Regions from separate parts of the Homo sapiens genome. Here region 1 is linked to region 2. Evidence: chromatin contacts called from ENCODE Hi-C or POLR2A ChIA-PET data. All regions are on one chromosome and are shown on one strand. Each heading gives the region's core, a stretch centred on a gene start or an enhancer-like site at or near the end of the contact. The rest is flanking DNA. Distances are from core to core; before and after follow the strand shown.

Region 1 (4,028 bases), core at 1,512-4,011, 210 kb before region 2:
GTCTGAGAACTGCCAATTGCCATCAAATCCTTCTAGTTAGATCTCTGCTCTAAATGGGATTAAAATCAGTAAAACTTAAGTTCTTTCTCCCCTGCTTCTTCTCCCGCTCCTCTTTTTCTTGTCTTTCTCCTCTCTTCTTTCTCCTTCTTCATAATTGTCAATGTGTTGCTATTTACAGAGAAAATACATTCATATTTGTTTTTCATTCATGAAGTAAGTTGGATGACTGTGATGCTCCCTGTGTACAGACTATGCAATCAAAGTTCACACAGAACTAGTAACTTGCCTGAGGTCACACAGCTAGTAAATGGAAAGCTATGACCTGAACTTTTTTCTTATAAATCTAAGATTTGTGTTTTGTCTTTAAAAGCAGTAGTGCTTTTATCATCATGCACTCAACTATTAACAAGTGTTCCAAATTTTAAGCATTCTTGCAACTGACAGGTTTAGAATGAAACTCCAAAACAATGAAAGAAAATAAAGCAATCTTTTACATAATAGATATAACAGATAAAATAATGTATTAATGAACAACTCATGAATTTATTTTGCTTTTATTTTCAAAGGAAGGGGTCAAAGCTCTTTTATTCTGGAACAATTATTGTATTTCTGTCTTTCTGCCTATGCCTTCCATGTATTTATCAGGGCAGTGGGGAAATACAGGCATACTCTCCTAAATCATGTGTCTTCTGGCTTAAAAAGTGAGTATCTTCTTTTCAAGATGACACTTCAACTGAATATGGATATGAAGTTGCTGGCAGAGTTATCTACCCACATTAATTGTCTTCTTCAGAGTAATTATTGTCCACTTACTACATTAAGGGTAAATTTATCATTTTCTCCCATTGTTGATCAAATTTTGGATTTCATTCTGAAGAAAGACTTCACAACTGTGCTAAGAATACTTCACCAAGAATGCATGATGGATCTCATTAGTTCTCATGCTTTGATTTTCTTGAACTTCCATGGGAGTCCCTGATTGGGGTCCAAAGAGGACTCATGATAGCTTTCTAATCTGGGTGGAAAATAGGATTGGGGTAACAAGAAAGAAGAAAGATGATGAAGTCTCTGGGGCAAGCTTTACATGGAATCAGGATTTTAAGTCAATGTAACCCTAAAATATTTTTTTCAGTTTATTTATCCTCTTATTTTTCAAGATTGGGAAGCAATTTCAAGGACAAGGGACTTGCCCAAAATGATGAGGCTGGTCAGTGGCAGCTGGGGTTGTCCATTTATTCATGCATTTGCTTGAACTCAGAGGTCCCCAGATGACACTCCCTCACTGGGTGTCATGCTGTCTTCCAATGGGCCACTGTCATGTCCTTTAAAATGCTGGTACCTTGTCATTCCTTCTTCATAGAATGACCTTTCTTTTGTTTTTTTTGTTTTTTTTTTTTTTTTTTTACATGCTTTATTCTCTTTGGTCATTGCTAAAATGTCACCTCTACAGAGACATCTTCACTGACCATATTTTCTGTAGTAGATCTTCTCCTCACTTTCTCTCCCTGTGTTACATTTCTCTACATCACCTTTCAACTTGTCTGTTACTTGTTGCTTTAAACTTGTTTGTTACTCATTGTCTCCATCTCATATTGGCATGTAAGCTCCACTGCAGGCAGGATCTTTATATAAAGCAGGGATTCAATTAATATTTGACCAATGAAGGTTGGAGGTTTGGATGGGTGGATAGATGGCTTCATGTTGTGGAGTCACAAGAATTGCAAGAGCCAATTCGACTTATGAAAGGCCCTTAAAAATACAGTCTTTTATTTAGTTTTGTTTGATTTACTTTTGTTTCCCCATAAAAATTCTGCAAATCAGAAACTTAAAAAAAATTATCTGTGTCTAGGAGGGTAGCTTGAGGTCTCCAGCCATGTATCTTGCCAAGTGTCTCCAAGATGCTGCCCCTTCCAGGCCTTGAGGATTTGCTCTGGCCTCTGTGTATGGGCAGGGGAATATGACTTCGCTCGTAATAGCAAGGGCTAGTGAATGTGATCTGGAGCCAGGAATAAAATTCGTAGTAAGACTCTGGAACAAGAATAGTGAGCATGAGGTGAGAGGAATGCTCCTCAAAAAGCCTGTGGTGTGGCAGGTTTTGCAGAAAGAGAGAATGAAAGACAACAGGGGATGGCTAGCCAATGAGATGGCACAGGCTTCATCTCTTCTCTGTTTTGGCTAAAATCCTCATATCTATATACTGACATGTAAATCACCATAAAATGTTGGAGAGTCTTCTTTTGTGGCAAAATAATTGCAGCAGATATCAGAAGACCTATATTCTGATCCCACGTCTGCCTTGAGAAGTCATGCCTACTTTCTGTGCCTCAATTTCCTTATCTGTAAAATGGCCTTATTTCTAAAATCCTTGCCCCATCTGAGTCAGAAGGTTGGGGAGCTGATGAGCTAATTTTCTAATTACTTTGCTTAGTTGTGAAGTCGTACACAAATGAGCAGTCTCACTTATCCATCATAAAATCTTACTAAATGGTGTCTTGCTTTGTTTGGTTCAGAAAGAAATGTTTATCCTGATCGTGCATTCTGAGAGTTCACAGGAATTTTAAATCTAATTTGATTTGTCTGATTTTGACTTTCCCTCGACTTCCTATTTCAAAAGTGAAACTAAAGGAGGATCTATTTCTCTTTGGTTTCAGGTTCTAACAGTGGGGCTTTTTTTTTTTTTTTTTTTTTTTTTTTTTTTTTTTTTTTGCATTCTGATTGCAAGCACTGCCTAACAAAGCCATATTTAAACGCAGGGAAATGTCACTTACATGTTACAAAGCTCACAGAAGCAAGTCTGTCTCTGCTGAATCTTTGAAGATGCTGCTTAATAAAACCGAGAGATCTTTCTGTCCAACAAAACCTCTGTGCATATTTTTGATGAAAGGGGTAAAAAGGGAAAAAAGAGCAAGGTGATCACAACAATGGTTTTTCATTACAGTTAGATACCTCCAAGGTTTAGCGTGGCAAAGCCTATCAGAAAAGATTGGGTATTAATTATGAAGGTACACTTCAATTTATCAGCAAAGGATATCAAACAGGCCAAACGCCACAGTCTCTCATATAATTTATCTCTTCCTTGTAGGGAGGCAGATAGCAACGATTTGCAAATTGCCTCCTCTGCAAAAAGAAGGGAGAAAAACATACACACACAACACACAATTAAAAGCAGATAAGCATCAGGCAATGTGTCACATTTTCAGCAGAAAGCCAAAAGTGGAGGTCTTAATCTCTGGGGTTGGTTTGCTGCAAATGCACTCCCTGATACTTCCCTTGACGTGACTATTTAACTCCTATTAAAATTAATAGGGGTCAGGCCTGATCATCAAGGGAGAAAGGGCCTCCTGGCGCAGATAGGCTTCAAGTAATAAGGATTTGGTGATTACTATATTATTTGTCCGTTCATTTTCAGATTATCTTGTAAGTGTGTGCTCCTTGTGCTCTTTGGTCCAATTATGAAGAATAACATGTCGCATAGAATCTATTTTTATTAAAGCAAACTTCTTTTCTTAAGAAGCATATAATTTGAGAGGGCATATTGGCAGGATCCTAATGCAGAGAGCTCAAAACTTTTTCCCCCAAATAAATACTGTCACTTTTTCTAAACTAGGTGTACTTTTATGAATCAACTGGGACCTCTGACCCAAAGATTGGGACAGCATCAATCCATAGAGAAATCCCACTCAAACATGACTTGGGTAATAGGAGAGTGTAATTTTTCTGAAAAAAAAAAAAAAAAAAGTGATCTGAACTTAGAGTCAAATGATAAGCAAAAATCTAAAATATCAGTGCTTAACAAAATTATCTGGACTCAGTTTACTCTTCTGTTAAATGGGGAGAATAAAAACACAGGCCTCAAGATCATTACAAAGACCATGAAGAGTGATGTGAGCTTGTACAAGGTGCACCAGTCACCTAACACCAGACTCTCATCTCTGCACTGAGGTGATTCAGGAAGAACAAAAGAGTCAACATCTATTTGCAATTTTTCTAAGTACTGCAGACTCCGAATCTTGCCAATTAAAGAAATT
Region 2 (4,562 bases), core at 755-3,254:
ATCTCTGCTGTAGTTTTATAGTCTTAGGAAAGTTCTGAGGAAAGAAATTCGAACAGTGGAAAAAGTATATTTTTCCCAAATTTACACATATTTACCTATAAATTTAAGTGGGCACAAAAACAAGTGAAAGTATAATAATTCATGGGGATTCGCGTATCTCTTTAAGGTAAAAAGGTGCTGACATACGCACACACACAACCACACATCCAAAGAAATTAAAGACAAAGAACCACATTGTTGGTGACTTTTAAAATTGTACTGTGCAGTAATGAATTAACCAGTAGCTAGAAGGTTTCCATTAATAAACCAAAGTTATATTCTTTGTGTGACCTTGAAAACAACAACAAAAAAAGTCTCTTCTGGGGAGAAAATGTATCAAAGGAGTTTATTAAAAGCAATGGTAGTATCAGTCCTAAAGCAAACACTGGAACAAAATAAAAACACAAAAACCTTTTCTCGGATATGAAATCATCGATTATATTGGACTACAGCGTTTTCTTGAAATCTGCCTGAGGGATAAATTGGAGGGGGCCACCCCATTTGGCTGTGAACAGAATAGATGGTGTTACTGGAATAACTACTCAATTAAAATCAGCGACCCCTTGCTCACCTACGCTGGCTTTACCTGGGCCCACCTTGCCGACAGCAAAAGAACACAGGTGCAAAACAAAAAGACCACCGATTTTCTCTGATACCACACCACCACCTGACATCCAACACTCGTCTTCCCGTGATTTAGAGATCAAACACTGGTCCTTGTCAGCCCAGGGCAGCCATGAGTCACAAAACCACGTCCACGGGCGCACACGGCTTCCACGCTTTTTCATTTCAGTAAGAAGACACTTTTCTAAGAACACGGTGTTCTAAAAAAGAAAGAAAAAAACTGTCTGTAATTTGTCATGAATTTCAATTACCAAAAACTTTTGATTTTTTTTCCTCTTTGAAAAAAAAAAAAGATTGGCATACCTCCAGGTTTTAAGAATGTAGTTAATGCAGAGAATGACAGAAAGATAAAGATGTGTGTGTATGTGTGTGCGTGTTTGTGTGTGTAGGAAAAGCTCCGAACATACGCTGTTCATATAGGCCTAGCTGGGTTTTAAGCCCTGAATAAAGGTTCGTGGTGACATGGGTGAGAAAGAGCATTTTGTATTTATGTGGAACGGATTGTTCTGACAGGTTCCACAGCATTTCCCAGAGCCGACATGTCACAAATGTGACTTGTGGCATCCCAGGGCTGCACACACACACCAGGAAGCCGGTTTACACTCACCAACTCACGGCACATAAAGGGTTTTGGAGAGGAAATAAAGACTCATTTTGCAATTGGAAACTACAAGGTTTTTTTTTTTTTTTTCTCCTTTCAGATACACAGAATACTTACCAAACGGGAGCAGAACTTTTTTTTTTTTTTTTTTTTTGAAATGTGCAACTGTGTGAAACTTGTCTGGTTTCAGATTTACACAGAAATTTGGAACCATCTTGTTTTCATCCAAACAAATTCAAACTGAAGAACCTCTTAACTAAGCTGGGAGCATATTTGCACCAAGAAAACTGATGTTCCTAATTCATTAACCTACAAGCATTTGGTACCAGTGGAGCTTACTAAATGTGCACAGCCCAGTGACTTGCTTTTTTGTTCTGTTTTCTTGAGGGCTGACTCTTTACTTGCACTGTCCTAGGTAGGAAGTGGAAGATAAAAAAACAAAATCAGCATGCTATCAGCCTGTTATCTGTTCTTTGGTCTTAAGGAATGATTTCAGGTTTCTGAGGTGCTTGGTATACATAGGTGAAGCTGAATACATGTTTACCGTATAAGCAAATACGTAAAATTAGAACACTTTAAGTTGTAACATGAGACAGTATATAATTAAAATGCCAAACTGAGCGGTCCAGATCATTCCAGCAGGAGTTCAGAGGTCAGAGGAAGCCGCATAGTGAGAATAATCACTCCTTCTGGCACAGCACCAAACAATTTAAAATCAGTTTTGCATCACTGACTACCTCCATCCTCTGTACGGTCCTGCATGCTGGCAATGAGCAAAAAAGATACCATCCCTGTCCTCGTGAGGTTTCCAGTCCAGCCATTGGTGGGGCGGGAGATAATATACAGCATGCCACATGGGGATACACATTATGGGAAAAAATAAATCATTAAAGGAAATGTGGAGTCCTGTGGAGTCCCAGGGTGGCGTGATGTGTTAGTATGACGCACATGGAGGTTAAGAAAGCACTCGTACGGTAGGGGAGGTTTCTGTAAGGATAAAAAGCAGCAAGGGAAGAAGCCACCTGTCTCTCTAGGGGAAAAGAGATCCAAGTAGAGGGAAAAGCAAGTTCAAAGCCTGGGGCAGAGCCTGCTCGGTGTGTTCAGGAAGAGCAGGGGGGACATGTGTTTGGAGCAGAATGATCAAATCAGAGGGAGGCAGAGGTGGGGGAGATCACTCAGGAGCTCGAAGGTCATGGCAAGGACTTCGGCTTTTACACCCAGTGAGATGCAAACCAGCGGACGGCTTTGAGCACGAGAGTGACGTGATCTGAGGCTAAAGATGAAGCTCCCTCCTCAAGGCATTTGGGAAGGGTAAATGCCAAAACGCAGGCTCAACCACCAGTTTAAGAACTACATGTAAATGTGACCTGCATAGGTCGAATGGGAAGCTGTTTCAGAGACTCGAGGCTTTTTTTTTTTCTGTTTACAAAAAGAAGATAAAAAACTATGCAACAAAGATTAAAAAAAAAAAAAAAGACTGGCGTGTTCTCCAGTTTTTCATTACACTCACATGCAATACGTTCATGTATTTTCCGATCTATGATGATGATTTTTAAAAACTACATTAATGCAGTGGAGAGAAGAAAAAAGCAAGAGATCCTTAATGTGCCCACTGTGGACATCCCTTTATCTTCCTCCCAGTACTCCTGGAAATGGCAGCGTTGCTTCGAGGGCCTTGCAACAGGGCACATGTGGAATGAGAGGCTGGCAGTCTCCAGATCTCCAGAGCCCTTACTGCTCCCTGGAACCCAGTCCATCATCAACCTAAAACCAAGTTGGCCAACAGTCCCTGGCTCTGACTCATACCCTTCCATTGAACTGGACAGAACCTCGGTTTACTCATCTGTAAAATGGTAGTGTTAATGTACATTCTGCCTATCTCCAGATCAATGGGGCACCCAGAGGAAATAATTAATATGAAATTGCTTTGGCAGATAGAAATGTAACAGAATATTTATGTAATTATGTATAATTATATTATTAGTTTTTTTAAAACAGGCAGAAATAAGAAAACTACACATGAAAACTAAACAGCCTACATAATCTATGCTGATTATATGTGTACACACACATACATACATACACATATATATACTCACATATACACAAATAATTACAATGCAAATTTTAAAACATATATATACAAAAAAGTTTTAAAAAACTACTTATAGTTTCACCACCCAGAGAAACCAAAATTAACTTTTCATTATATTTTCTTCCAGTTTTTATCTGTTCAGAATATAAATGTAAATATTTGCATAACTATTTTTATATATTTATGTTATTACTAATATATATGTACCTACAATATGTCATGACTAGGCTATGGTATATAACATTAGCCACAGCTCTACGTCATACTATAACCATAGCCTGTAACATAGCATGCCACAGTTATGTCCTATTATAGGTACAGTGTATAATATAATGATAAATTATTTTATGTAGTTATAGAAATACATCTACATATATACAAAATGTAGATTTACATCATTCAATATATTATTGTAAAATTAATACCAATTTTTTTGTTTAAACAGGTAAATCACATATATTGTTTAAAAGAAAAGTCGGCAGTACAAAAGTGAAGTGCACCCTATCACTACCATTTTCCCTTCAAAAAGCAATAGCATTTCCCATTAATAAGTGGTAATACATTGAGCACACTGTTCTGTACATTTTTTTTTTTTGAGACGGAGTCGCTCTCTGTTGCCCAGGCTGGAGTGCAGTGGCATGATCTCGGCTCACTGCAACCTCTGCCTCCTGGGCTCAAGCGATTCTCCTGCCTCAGCCTCCCGAGTTTACAGACATGTGCCACCACACCCTGCTAATGTTTATATTTTTAGTAGAAACGGGGTTTCGCCATGTTGTCCAGGCTGGTCTCCAACTCCTGACCTCAGGTGATCCACCCGCCTCTTCCTCCCAAAGTACTGGGATTATAGGCGTGAGCCACCGTGCCTGGCCTGTACTTTTCTTTTTTTAATTAAAGATGCATCTTAGAGATCATTTCATGACAGCAGATATATACATCTGCTTCTTTCTTTTAGTGGCTGCATGGCATTGCATTGTAAGAATATTTGACATTTTATTTAATCTACAAATGTAAGTTAAATCATTTCCAATTAATCACTATCCTAACAAAGCCACAAAAATCACATTTTTGTGAATTTCTGTAAGTACCTCAAAAAGCTAAAGTGCTAAAGTGGAACTGCCAGGTTAAAGAGTATGAATCATGTCAAGTTTGACACAAACCCCCAATTCGTTTTGCAAAGCCGATGCACTAACTGACCACTCACAC

The links. A loop is a pair of places that touch in the nucleus more often than their neighbours do. ChIA-PET counts read pairs that join two places held with the same protein, here RNA polymerase II (POLR2A). Pooled maps may share reads with other maps.
Region 1: a loop to region 2 is called in a pooled map, with 9 times the contacts of the local background. The contact joins two enhancer-like sites. A Hi-C loop is called at or near these places in 9 of 50 pooled maps. POLR2A ChIA-PET finds 5 or more read pairs at or near these places in 3 of 52 experiments (WTC11, activated CD4-positive, alpha-beta T cell and naive thymus-derived CD8-positive, alpha-beta T cell).

The regions. Positions count from the first base shown.
Region 1 is chr14:97,619,389-97,623,416 of GRCh38, reverse strand. No RefSeq gene overlaps it. Among named protein-coding and RNA genes, the nearest start is that of LINC02291, 65 kb to the left of the region's middle. Within about 2 kb of position 2,761, at least 3 of the 41 ENCODE cell types and tissues checked have a DNase peak (open chromatin) inside an H3K27ac peak, as active enhancers do.
Region 2 is chr14:97,405,818-97,410,379 of GRCh38, reverse strand. No RefSeq gene overlaps it. Among named protein-coding and RNA genes, the nearest start is that of LINC02325, 51 kb to the left of the region's middle. Within about 2 kb of position 2,004, at least 2 of the 41 ENCODE cell types and tissues checked have a DNase peak (open chromatin) inside an H3K27ac peak, as active enhancers do.